Regions from separate parts of the Homo sapiens genome. Here region 2 is linked to region 1. A link is a loop called in an ENCODE intact Hi-C map of the cell type or tissue named here. Cell type or tissue: dorsolateral prefrontal cortex. All regions are shown on one strand. Links, peaks and the distances in the headings refer to the core of each region. The heading gives the core; the rest is flanking DNA. Region 1 holds the start of ZNF674 (zinc finger protein 674). Region 2 overlaps SLC9A7 (solute carrier family 9 member A7).

Region 1 (5,373 bases), core at 235-5,234:
GCCTGACCTCAAACAGCATTTATTCAAATGCTGACATTGGTTACATTGTTCGGTGATTTTAATTTTCTTGTTTATTTGCATTTTTGACAAGGAATATTAATTACTAATGAAACAAAAATTAAAATTTATTAAAAAATCACTTCTTATCAAACAGAGCCCTAGAGGTGAAAAGACACTCTCCAAGTGTGTATGAGTAAGATCTCTTCATGTGGTTTGGAGGAAGGAGCCCAACCAGGGCTCAAAGGGCCGCAGGGAAGGAGAGGTGTGGGGCTGGGTGGGTAACAGCCAAGCACTGTCAGTTCTGTGAGGGGCTGAAAACCACTGTGCCTGCTTCCCTGCATCCACCTCTCTAACTGGCCACCTACCCTGCTCCCACCCCACCACTTCCTCCTTTCCCATGATTTGCATTTTGATTGCCATGCTCCTCCTTCTTTGGCAGATTTTCAAAAGAAAGTTCCAGCAAGGAGATTCTGTGCAGAGTAACCATTTCATACTGCAGCAATCACTGTGATACCATCAGGACAACAGGGTTCAGCTCCGTGTAGCTTAGCAGGTCATGTCCCCTGGCCCACTTTCATTAAGCATTGAAATAAGGCAGCAGAGCTGGATGACAGCATACCTAGAGACTACTCTGAAATTCTATAAACTAAAAATATATTTTCTGCACTTTGGTCAGGATGAACGGACACTCAGCATTTCCCCTGGAAGCAGGTGCCTGGTTGATGGTGTGGGGCTGACTCAAATTCAGAAATAGCCAATGGCAAGAGAAGGAAGCATGGGGGTGCACAAATAGGTGTGCTAGGAGAGGCCAATCCTCTGTGGCTGGCTGTGATCCTTCCCAGCCTCATCCCGCCTTTGCAGGTACTACAGCAGGGCACCTGCCCCCATGGGGGACATCCATGCCTCCATCCACCTGTGACTTTCACCTGTCCCTCCTCCAGCAGGAATCAAACTGCACTGTCACATGGTCCTCCATGGCACCTGGAAGTAGAGCCAGCTTTGCTCTGTCTCAGCTGAAGTGAGGGACAAAGGCCACTACGGGTCCAGCTCTTCTAGGACCTGCTGTCCCGTGAGCCTCCTTTGCTCTGAGGATCTGGGTCTGGGCTCTTGCTGAGGCTTCTCCTCCAACTCGCCTCAGCTCAGCGTACCTCTCTTGTGTCCAAGGCGGCAGGACCAAGGGATTCAGAGACAAACACACCCCAGTTGGGGCCATCACTATAGCACTAGATCTCTGCCTGTGACCCAGGGAACTCACCTCTTCCTGGGGCCTCAGCCTAAGTCTTCTGCGACTAAGTGGGGAAGCCGAGGCACAGATAAACTGGAGTCTGAAATCGGTGAGCAGTGGTCTCAGGTCTGCACTCTGACCCTGGAAACACAATGACCACAGGAGATTCAATTAGCAACACCTATGCTCCCTTCCATGCAGTGAAGTTGAGTGAAACCCAAAGGTTTTTACCCAACAGAAGAGGGACAACCCCTCATTCTAGTTTTAAGAGTTAACATTCATGCACAGCTCAATTATCCTCAGTGAGCGAAACCCTGCCTTCCTGAGTCCGGGCTTTGGAATCAACTGACTGGCTGCTGTGCCACTTTTATTCACTGAAGAAATGATTGCCTTCCATGAGCCGGTTCTCCGTGTTGCAAATCCATCAGTGAACAAAATCTCAAATTCCCAGCTCCAGATTTCTAGTCTGGAGGAAGAGACACACTGGAAACAATAAACATGATAAACAAAGTACAGGAAAAGAAAAAGAAAAAGGATTCCTCGGGTTTGCTACCTACGGGACTTTGGACAGGTTGCCAAGCCACACTGTACCGTTTTCTCTCTATAACATGAAAATAATCATCGTAACACCTCACAGGGCTCCTGCTAATGTGAAACATTTGCAAGAGTGTCTGGCAGTTACCACCGGGTGAGGATACAAGCGCTGAGTGACTCAATCAATTAGTCACTCGCTGGCCCCGAACCTCGCCCCCAACACTCACGCCCACCGCCTGTGTCACTCAATCCCCACAAGGACGCTCACCCGTGGCCCCATGACCCCACGGCCCCGTAAACTCCCGTCATTCCTCCCGTCCCCCCTTCCCCCGATCAAAACCATCACCACCTCACCCTCCCGCTTACTTCACTGCCGACAGCCTGAAACCTCAGGGGCGGATGACAACAGCCAGTGTGAACGAAGCGCCACCCTCCGGGTCAGCCGAGCATTTCCGCTTCCCACAGCCCCCTGGGAACGTGAAGTCAAAGCAATGCGCACGCGCAGTGGCTTTGAAGGCGGGGCAACAAAGCCTGTGGCCGATGTGGCGCTCCTCGGCCCGCGCTTCAGTGGTTATGACAGTGTTCGCTCTAAGGGGAGAAGGAATGTGTGACCATTTCCAACGGTAAGTCGTACAAAAGGTCCGGGGAGGCGTACCTGGGCGGCGAGAGGCGAGAGAACTCCGCGCGGGCTTTCCAGTGCCCAGGCCCCTGCCGGCTCCGAAGCCGAAATCCCTTCTTCCACTTCGTTCTCTTGCAGTGGACGTGGGGTGTTCCCACCCCTCTGTCCCCAAGGCCACTGTTTCTGTCTTCCGCTCCTAGGAATAGGAAAAAGAGTCGCGCCTCTGGCATCTGTGGCAGCTCCAGAGCGCGGCCCTCTAGGGTCCAGGCAGGCCACATGGAGCGGGGCCCTAGGCCTGGCTCAGAGCGTCCTAAGAGCAACAGGTCTGGCTCAGTCGGGGAAGTGGCCTGGAAGAGGGGCTTTGGAGCCGGGCTTCAGAGCCAGCAACCTCCCGAAGTGAGGGAAGAAAGCCTCATTCTGATTGTTCTCTACCCAGTGGTGGGGCTCCGGTTCCTAGGATCTTAGACACCCTGGGAGAATCTGGATTTTACTTTTTAGCGGAGAGGTGTTTTCTCTGAGAATGCCAGCCAGTGGCAACATGGCCCGCTAAAAAGGCCTGTAGTAAACTTGAGGAAAGTTTTCTGTTTCCTGTCTGGGTCTGGGAGAAAGAGAACAAGTGTTGTTCTCCATGCTTACTATGCCTGCCTGGTCACCAAGCGGGCCTCTTTGGGTCAAGTATGACAGAGTCTCCCTCAGGTACACAGCAAACCCTTCTGTGCTAGAGCCAGCTGGTGCCAGACACTGTTCATAGATGTGTCCAAGACATTTGTGTAATCTATCAGACACGTATTTAATTTCCATTTGAACATGAGTGTTTTTCCTCTTTCTCTTTCTCCTCTCAGGTTAACTTGCATTCCCCAGATAGTTTGGATGAGTTACAACCTAAATCTGCAAACTCAATACAGCCAGACCCTGGGAAGTGACTCTCTCCAAGCCTCCTGTACAAGTCCCAGGAAAAGAGCCTGTTTTCCCTTGGACATGTGAGCAGTGAATTACTGCTCATTCAGAATTTCATGTGTATGTGTTACTGATGGCCAGGTTTAGAGATACCAACCTATTTATTTCTAGAGGAGAGGTGATTTGATAACCTTTTCAGATATCACTATCAGTAGGCAGAAAAGGGTTAATAGTATGATAGGGTTAATATGTCCTGAGGAGAGTAAAGAAATTGCAAACTGCAGAAGCACCTGATCTGTGGCCCTGGCCAGCATCTCTCCATATCCTGATTCTGTAAGATCAAGTGTTTATGCAGAAAGAGAAGGGACTGATGATTTGAATGTGACCAGATGCAGGGCATGCCCTTATTGCCATGCCAGCATTTGCTATTCATGATGTTAGTATTCAAAAATCAAGAAACACCCTTCCTGGGCCATTGGTGTCTACTAATCCATTGGAAGAAAAGACTGGAATCCACCACTTACTAGCTTCTTGGGCCTCAGTCCCCTCTTTTCTGCCATAGCTAAGGACCACCTAACCTAGATGGCTGTTGTTATTGTTCAAAGGGACATCTTTAGAGCCTCAAGCCCAGGAATAGCCCGTGGCAGGCACCTGGTAAATGTTAGTTTTCATTGTCCTATCCCAACACTATGAAACATGCAGCACTCTCTGCAACTGCCCCTGTGGATTTCCATAGGCAGGAGAGTATCCAGTGTTGAGTGGAGCTGGTATTCTCAGAAACGAAGCCCCTTTCCTCATTTTGCGCCAATCTCTTCAGTCATTTTTACCCTAGTAGTATAATGCTTTGTCAAAGTCACTGTCATCTGATGTTAACAGTTGTTTTCGCCAGATGACTTTTCAAAAGGTAACTTCACCATAATACCGGTTAATGTGATAAAAACACTGCATGTAGCCAATTTTTTTTTTTTTTGAGATGGAGTTATTGGCTCTTGTTGCCCAGGCTAGAGTGCAGCGGCGTGATCTTGGCTCACTGCAACCTCCATCTCGTGGGTTCAGGTAATTCTCCTGCCTCAGCCTCCCGAGTGGCTGGGATTACAGGCACACGCCACCATGCCCAGCTAATTTTTTTGTATTTTTAGTAGAGTCGGGGTTTCACTATATGTTGGCCAGGCTGGTCTCGAACTCCTGACCTCAGGTGATCCGCCTGCCTCAGCCTTCCAAAGTGCTGGGGTTACAGGTGTGAGCCACTGCACCCAGCCAAATATTTTCTTATTTATTTATTTATTTTAGAGACAGGATGCCATTATGTTGCCTAGTTTGGAATGCAGTGTCTATTTAGAGGCGTGATCATGGCATACTATAGCCTCGGCTCAAAGGACCCTGGTCTCAAAGGACCCTGCCACCTTAGCCTCCTGAGTAGCTGGGACAAGTGTGCGCCACCACACCTGGCTAATTTTTTAAATTTTTTGTAGAGATAGTGTCTCGCTATGTTGCCCACGCTGGTCTGGAATTCCTGGACTCAAGGCCTCTTCCTGCCCTCAGACTTCCAAAGTGTTAGGATTACAGGGTGAGTCACCACGCCCAGCCAGTGTGAATTTTCTAATGCTGAGTAAGTTGTGATCCAGAAGTAAATGTATCTGCAAGCTGATTTAAATTGTAGATTTTCTCTTCATTGCATATTTTCTGATGTTGAATAAAGTCTGAGTATTAACTAAAGTTTTTGCTTCTTAAATATGTAAGAATTGTCCTCAAAATCTCTATTCTTGAGCACAGTAGTAAAAATATTTTTACATACATTGTATTTCAAGGGTTCTGCATAAGCAACCTTGTTTTATTGTGACAATTTATTTGGGAATTGTATCAAATATATAATACTGAGATGTTCTCATTCCTTTTGTGAAAATACTTTTGTTTAAAAACCACTGCCTTCAAATGAAAACCACTAGGTTTGTTATGCTTGCCTCATCTTTTCTCGGTGTTTTTCTTTCATTTTTTAAAAATACATGTCTTTCTTTTTTATACCTAAAACAGTGGGTTTTTAAAATGTGATATGTGTATGCGTTGTATAATGGTTACCACAATCAACTAATACATCCAT
Region 2 (5,373 bases), core at 72-5,071, 60 kb after region 1:
GTCAAAAATTAGGACCAAAGTGCCTTACTTTGATTCACCAAATATTTGTAATCAAATAAGGACTTAGAACACTGGAAAGCAGTTCTGATTCCAAATGGCTGACAGCTCGGGGTTAGTGACAAAGGCAAGAAAGGGAGACCAGCCTGCATTTCCAGCTTCCTAACACACAAAGAAAGGCCGGGGTAGGGTTACTGGGCAAATGCTGCAACTAGATTCTGGGCCCTCTCTTCCCTGGGTAGGACTTCTGGGTGGGCCTCCTGCCCTATACAAACCATCCCCAACCCACCTTGTTTACATTGGAACTACACTGTCGTAGACAGCAATTCAGGGAAGAGGACAAGCCATAATTAGGATTTCCTCCCTGTTTCCCCTGTCATCTCCACACAGGAAAACCCTGATGGGAAGCCCACCCCTCTAGTTTTGGTCTTGGCAATCTACATTTCCTTGTATGTGAGTAGATCAGAATCAAATGTTTGCAGTGAAGACTACAAGACCCTTTGGGGATAAACACAACACTCTATGAATTGAACTAAGACTAGGAAGGGAAACTGGGTGGTTATTTTTCTTCCCTAAGAGAGTCATTTCTTGTAATCTTGTAAAAGCTTTCTAAAAAAAACTCAAAATAATGGCCAGGGGCGGTGGCTCACGCCTGTAATCCCAGCACTTTGGGAGGCAGAGGCGGGTGGATCACGAGGTCAGCAGATCGAGACCATCCTGCCCAACATGGTGAAACTCTGTCTCTACTAAAAATATAAAAAAATTAGCTGGGTGTGGTGGCATGTGCCTGTAATCCCAGCTACTCGGGAGGCTGAGGTAGGAGAATCGCTTGAACCCAGGAGGTGGAGATTGCAGTGAGCCGAGGTCATGCCACTGCACTCCAGCCTGGGGGATAGAGCGAGACTCCATCTAAAAACAAAACAAAACAAAACAAAAAACAAACAACAACAACACAACAACAAAGCCTTGAGGTGAACAAAGAACCATCACCAGGGTGTGTCTGTTAGTTTTTTCCCTCCAAAATTAAGTAAGCAATATAAGATAAGCAAAGCTTTATAAAGACCCAACCAAAGACCCAAGCAGCCTATCTCTCCATCTCTGCAAAACAAAAACAAAAATGAAAACAAAACAAGTCTTGCCTTTTAGATTTATATGGCATGACTGGTCATTACTAAGATAACTCTGCTAAATAAAAAATCCTGTGCTGGTTCTGGACTCCAGCACACATATAATACAGGCCTCTGCCAGGCCTGGTAGCTGCTGTCTGCAACCTCACCCCAGGATATAAGAACTTCCCTTCCAGGGGCTATGAAAGCTCTTTCTCTGGCTGTGGGGTGTAGGTCTTATTCTTAAGTCCTTCACTAGCCTAGTTGACCCTGAGGGCTCATGGGTTTGGATAGGTTGTTTAGCATTTTTCAAACTTCCAAAGCCCATGGATGACCATAAAATCAAAATGGACTTTATTGTAGATAAAAAGGAAAGAGGAGAATAAAAATCATTCAACTGTATTTTTTTTTTTTTTTTGAGGCAGGGTCTCATTCTGTTGCCCAGACTGGATTGCAGTGGCATGATCTCAGCTCATCGCAACCTCTGCCTCTTGGGCTCAAGCAATCCTCCCACCTCAGCCTCCCAAGTAGCTAGAACTACAGGCATGTGCCATCATGCCTGGCTCATTTTTGTATTTCTGTAGAGACAGGGTTTTGCCATGTTGCCCAGTCTGGTCTTGAACTCCTGAGCTCAAGTGATCCTCCTGCCTCAGCCTCCCAAAGTGTTGGGATTACAGGCATAAGCCACTGTGCCCGGTCTCAATTTTATTTTATTGAACCATATGAAATTGCCACTCCTGTTTTTACAAAATGGTCGAATATCAGCAAACTCATATGGCTCAACCTAATTAAATACGTATTTTCCTGATTTGCACAAATTATCAATTCAAACACAAAGTTGTGAAGCAATGTCTTATTTAAAAATTAAGCATTAAACATGCGAATTGAGAAGATTAAATGACTGATTTCACTACGGGTGGACTAGACTGGGACACAATATTTTGTCTTCCATCATAAGAAAAACTGGCCAGTATGGTGAAACCCCGTCTCTACTAAAAAATACAAAAAATTAGCCAGGCGTGGTGGCGCGTGCCTGTAATCCCAGCTACTCAGGAGGCGGAGGCAAGAGAATCGCTTGAACCCGGGAGGCGGAGGTTGCAGTAAGCCGAGATCGCGCCACTGCACTCCAGCCTGGGTGACACAGCGAGACTCCATCTCAAAAAAAAAAAAAAAAAGGAAAGAAAGAAAAAAAGAAAAGCCCACGTTATTGAAAGCATTTTTTAGAAATTGGGTTGCCAAAAATAAGCTAGCACTGAAGCACAGAGACATTAAGAGAAACTCAAACTTTTCCCGAGAGGTCTTTCTGTATTTCAGCACTACAGGTGTGGGCAGACAGAACAGCTCATCCAGAAAGAATCCAAACTGAAAACCTAACTTTCAAATCACACCCACATGTTAAGCTGGTGCAGCAGCCTCCCCAGATACAAGGAAAATGACCCTTCTCTGCATGGCACTCAGTGGTGTAAAGACACTCGGACTCTTAAGCTTATAGAAGACAGAGCTTTCTAGTGGGCTGAAAATACTTAATGTTCCATTGTTTGCCCTCTGATTCCTCAGGTGGCCACTGAAATCTCATGCATTCGTCGGCTCAAAGTTTGGAATTCTACCTAGTCTTGAGACTACTATCTTGTATTTCTTTGCAGTAATTTTTTTGCATTGAGATTTCTTTCCCTCTGAATTCTAGCCTGGTGCCTTGTAGGTTTCTTGCTGCCTTCCCTTTCCCAGATAATAGCATCCTACAAAATTTGGTGTTATTTCTAAACCCAGAGTAGATACTTCAGTCCTAGTGATTATTTCCCTAGGCTGTCAGCTCATATGGTAGCCCTCAAAAGTTGAATGCTGGCCAGGTGCAGTGGCTCACACCTGTAATCCCAGCACTTTGGGAGGCCAAGGGAGGTGGATCACGAGGTCAGGAGTTTGACACCAGCCTGGGCAACATGGTGAAACCCCATCTCTACCAAAAATACAAAAAATTAGCTGGGCATGGTGGTGGGCACCTGTAATCCCAGCTAATCAGGAGGCTGAGGCAGGAGAATCACTTGAACCCGTGAGGCAGAGGTTGCAGTGAGCCAAGACCACGCCACTGCACTCCAGCCTGGGTGACAGAGTGAAACACCATCTCAACAAAAAAAAAAAGTTGAATGCTTTTTGCAGTGATACCATCATCAGTTTCTAAATACCTCCTTTCCTCAGATTAATCAAAAAATAAGAGTATAACACTATTTGCCTTTGGTTTTAAACATTTCATAACTACTTCTTTATGGATATAGCCAGAGAAGGAACTATAATTCTTCGTTCCATGTTGAAATGTTCGTGGATGTATTTTCAAATCTTCAGTCTAGAAAAAACACAGGCAGCATAAAGTCAGGAATCCTGATATGAGGTTGCAGTCAAGCAGACTTCGTTGCCAGAGCCTCCAAATTGCTTTTTCATGTTTTCTGTCCCATTTAACACCAAGTTTCCCATAATCCTTGGAGTTCCGATCTCAATTGCCTTCCTTCTCTTTAACTTGATAATTCTATGGTCAGCTTGACTTGCACTGCTGTGTACTGAGATGCAGCCTCTCATGGGAGGAATCCCCCCACCCAGCACCTGCCTCGCCTTGTTCAGATACTGCAGGTGAATGAATTAGGAGACCATTAAAGCATGCTATTTTTTTTTGTTTGTTTAACTCTGAAACAGCGCACTACTATGTGAAAAAAGTGGGAATAGGTCTACGTTTGTCTGAATTTAGAGACACTTTTGCCTCACCATCTGCATTGTGAGTTAAATTTTAAGTGTTACAATAGCTTCAGACCCCAATAAAATAGAAGAGTTAGTTCAATCTAGTCACTGCCCCACCTCCAACAACACTAGGGCTTGCAGCTGTCCTCACCCCATCGGGAGCCTACCCCATCGCGCCAGGGCTTGGGGGGAAAGTCAAGCATTATCTTCCAGGGGAAACACTAGGCGGGTGCCCCGGCTCGAAACCTTCTGGTCTCCCATTCCCAGGTCTCGCTCCAGCACTTCCTCCGAGCTGCTCTTCGTTCTCCGGCTGCCCTCCAGACTCGTGGAGGCGGTGTGCGAACTTGAGGAGCCATTTGCAGTCACTGTGCTGTCCCCGTAGGTCAATGTCAGGTCGCCTTCGGTCAGGATGAAATCAGAGTCTTCCTCTCTCAGTGGCTCTTGGTTCTGAAAAGTGCAACCAACAACAACAACAAAAATGAGAGACTGATATCTTCCAGGTTTGGCACCAACCCCAATCCCAATCCCAACTCCTCATCTGAAAACTGGGGACTATGAAACTTGCCTGCCTTGAGCCTCTAGCGTGGTAACTGGATGTAAACTGTAGAGGGCCGGGCACGGTTGCCAGGACTAGGACTTAGAATACTAGAAAACAGTTTCTAATTTCAATGTCTGACAGCTTGGGGTTAGTGAAAAAGGGAAGAAAGGGAGACCAGCCTGGATTTCCAGCTTCCCAATCAACACACAAAGCAAGGCCAGAGTAGGGTAATTGGGCAAACGTTGCAAATAGGTTTCAGGTACTGTCTTCTCTGGGTAGGCATTCCGGGTGGGTCTCCTGCCCTATACAAACCGTCTCCAACCCGTCTTGTTTACATTGGAACTACTCTTTGTCATAGACAGCAATTCAGGGAAGAGGACAAGCCATAATCAGGATTTCCTCCCTGTTTCCCCTGTCATCTCCCCACAGGAAAACCCTGATAGGAAGCCCACCCGCCACATCCTCAGGTGGATGAATCAAATGATCGAGGGAGAGCAAAGTTGCAACCACTTGAACTATCAGATGGTAGCGAGAGTGTCGGAGACGGCACGAGGTCAGACAGGACCTTCTTCCTCCAATAGATTTAACCAACAAAACAAGGGGAGGGCCACAACCCAGCTCCCGCGCTGCACTGAGGCCTATTGAGTACTGTGCACTGCCTTCTAGAAGGGCAAACACAGTGTCAAATACGCTGGGTAAACTGATTTTTTCTCTCCTGTTTCCCACCGACCCTTCAAAGCTCATCTGAAGTCCTGCATCCTCTTATGAGACAGAGCCTCCAGGGCGCCGAACTGGCCTCTCTGACCCCCTCAGGGCCCCCGCGCAGTCACACTGCCCAAGGCCATGGGCAGATTCCCCGAGATCAGCCCCATCTAGATGACAAACGCCAAAGGGCAGTGACCTCCTTCTCCACACCTTGGCACCTTCCTCAATGGTGCTTACCTCACAGTAGGTGCTAAGTGAATGCCAGGTAAATGCACCAGCTAGGGAAGACTCATGGGTTGCGTT

What was found. A loop is a pair of places that touch in the nucleus more often than their neighbours do. Peaks named below come from ENCODE experiments on the same cell type or tissue, not always from the same donor. Only the 100,000 strongest peaks of a DNase experiment are listed, where the experiment ranks them.
Region 2: a loop joins it to region 1, with 4 times the contacts of the local background. A loop is called at or near these places in 2 of 110 quality-filtered maps.

What each region holds. Positions count from the first base shown.
Region 1 is chrX:46,543,246-46,548,618 of GRCh38, forward strand. It overlaps ZNF674 (zinc finger protein 674), which reads right to left and starts at 2,176. Exons shown (of 6, transcript NM_001190417.2): 1 at 2,126-2,176; 2 at 1,256-1,366. ZNF674-AS1 (ZNF674 antisense RNA 1) reads left to right here and starts at 2,245. Exons shown (of 2, transcript NR_015378.3): 1 at 2,245-2,382; 2 at 3,221-5,230. RefSeq lists enhancers at 1,550-2,749, 2,365-2,514. In dorsolateral prefrontal cortex, for the core only: CTCF peaks have their summits at 2,229 and 2,430; a DNase peak (open chromatin) is centred at 2,226; H3K4me3 peaks cover 2,552 bases; H3K27ac peaks cover 1,309 bases; H3K27me3 peaks cover 4,584 bases.
Region 2 is chrX:46,602,930-46,608,302 of GRCh38, forward strand. SLC9A7 (solute carrier family 9 member A7) reads right to left here. Exons shown (of 17, transcript NM_001257291.2): 17 at 1-4,274. The coding sequence ends at 4,023. Among named protein-coding and RNA genes, the nearest start is that of CHST7, 32 kb to the left of the region's middle. In dorsolateral prefrontal cortex, for the core only: no CTCF peak of the experiment used is centred there; no DNase peak of the experiment used is centred there; H3K27me3 peaks cover 1,996 bases.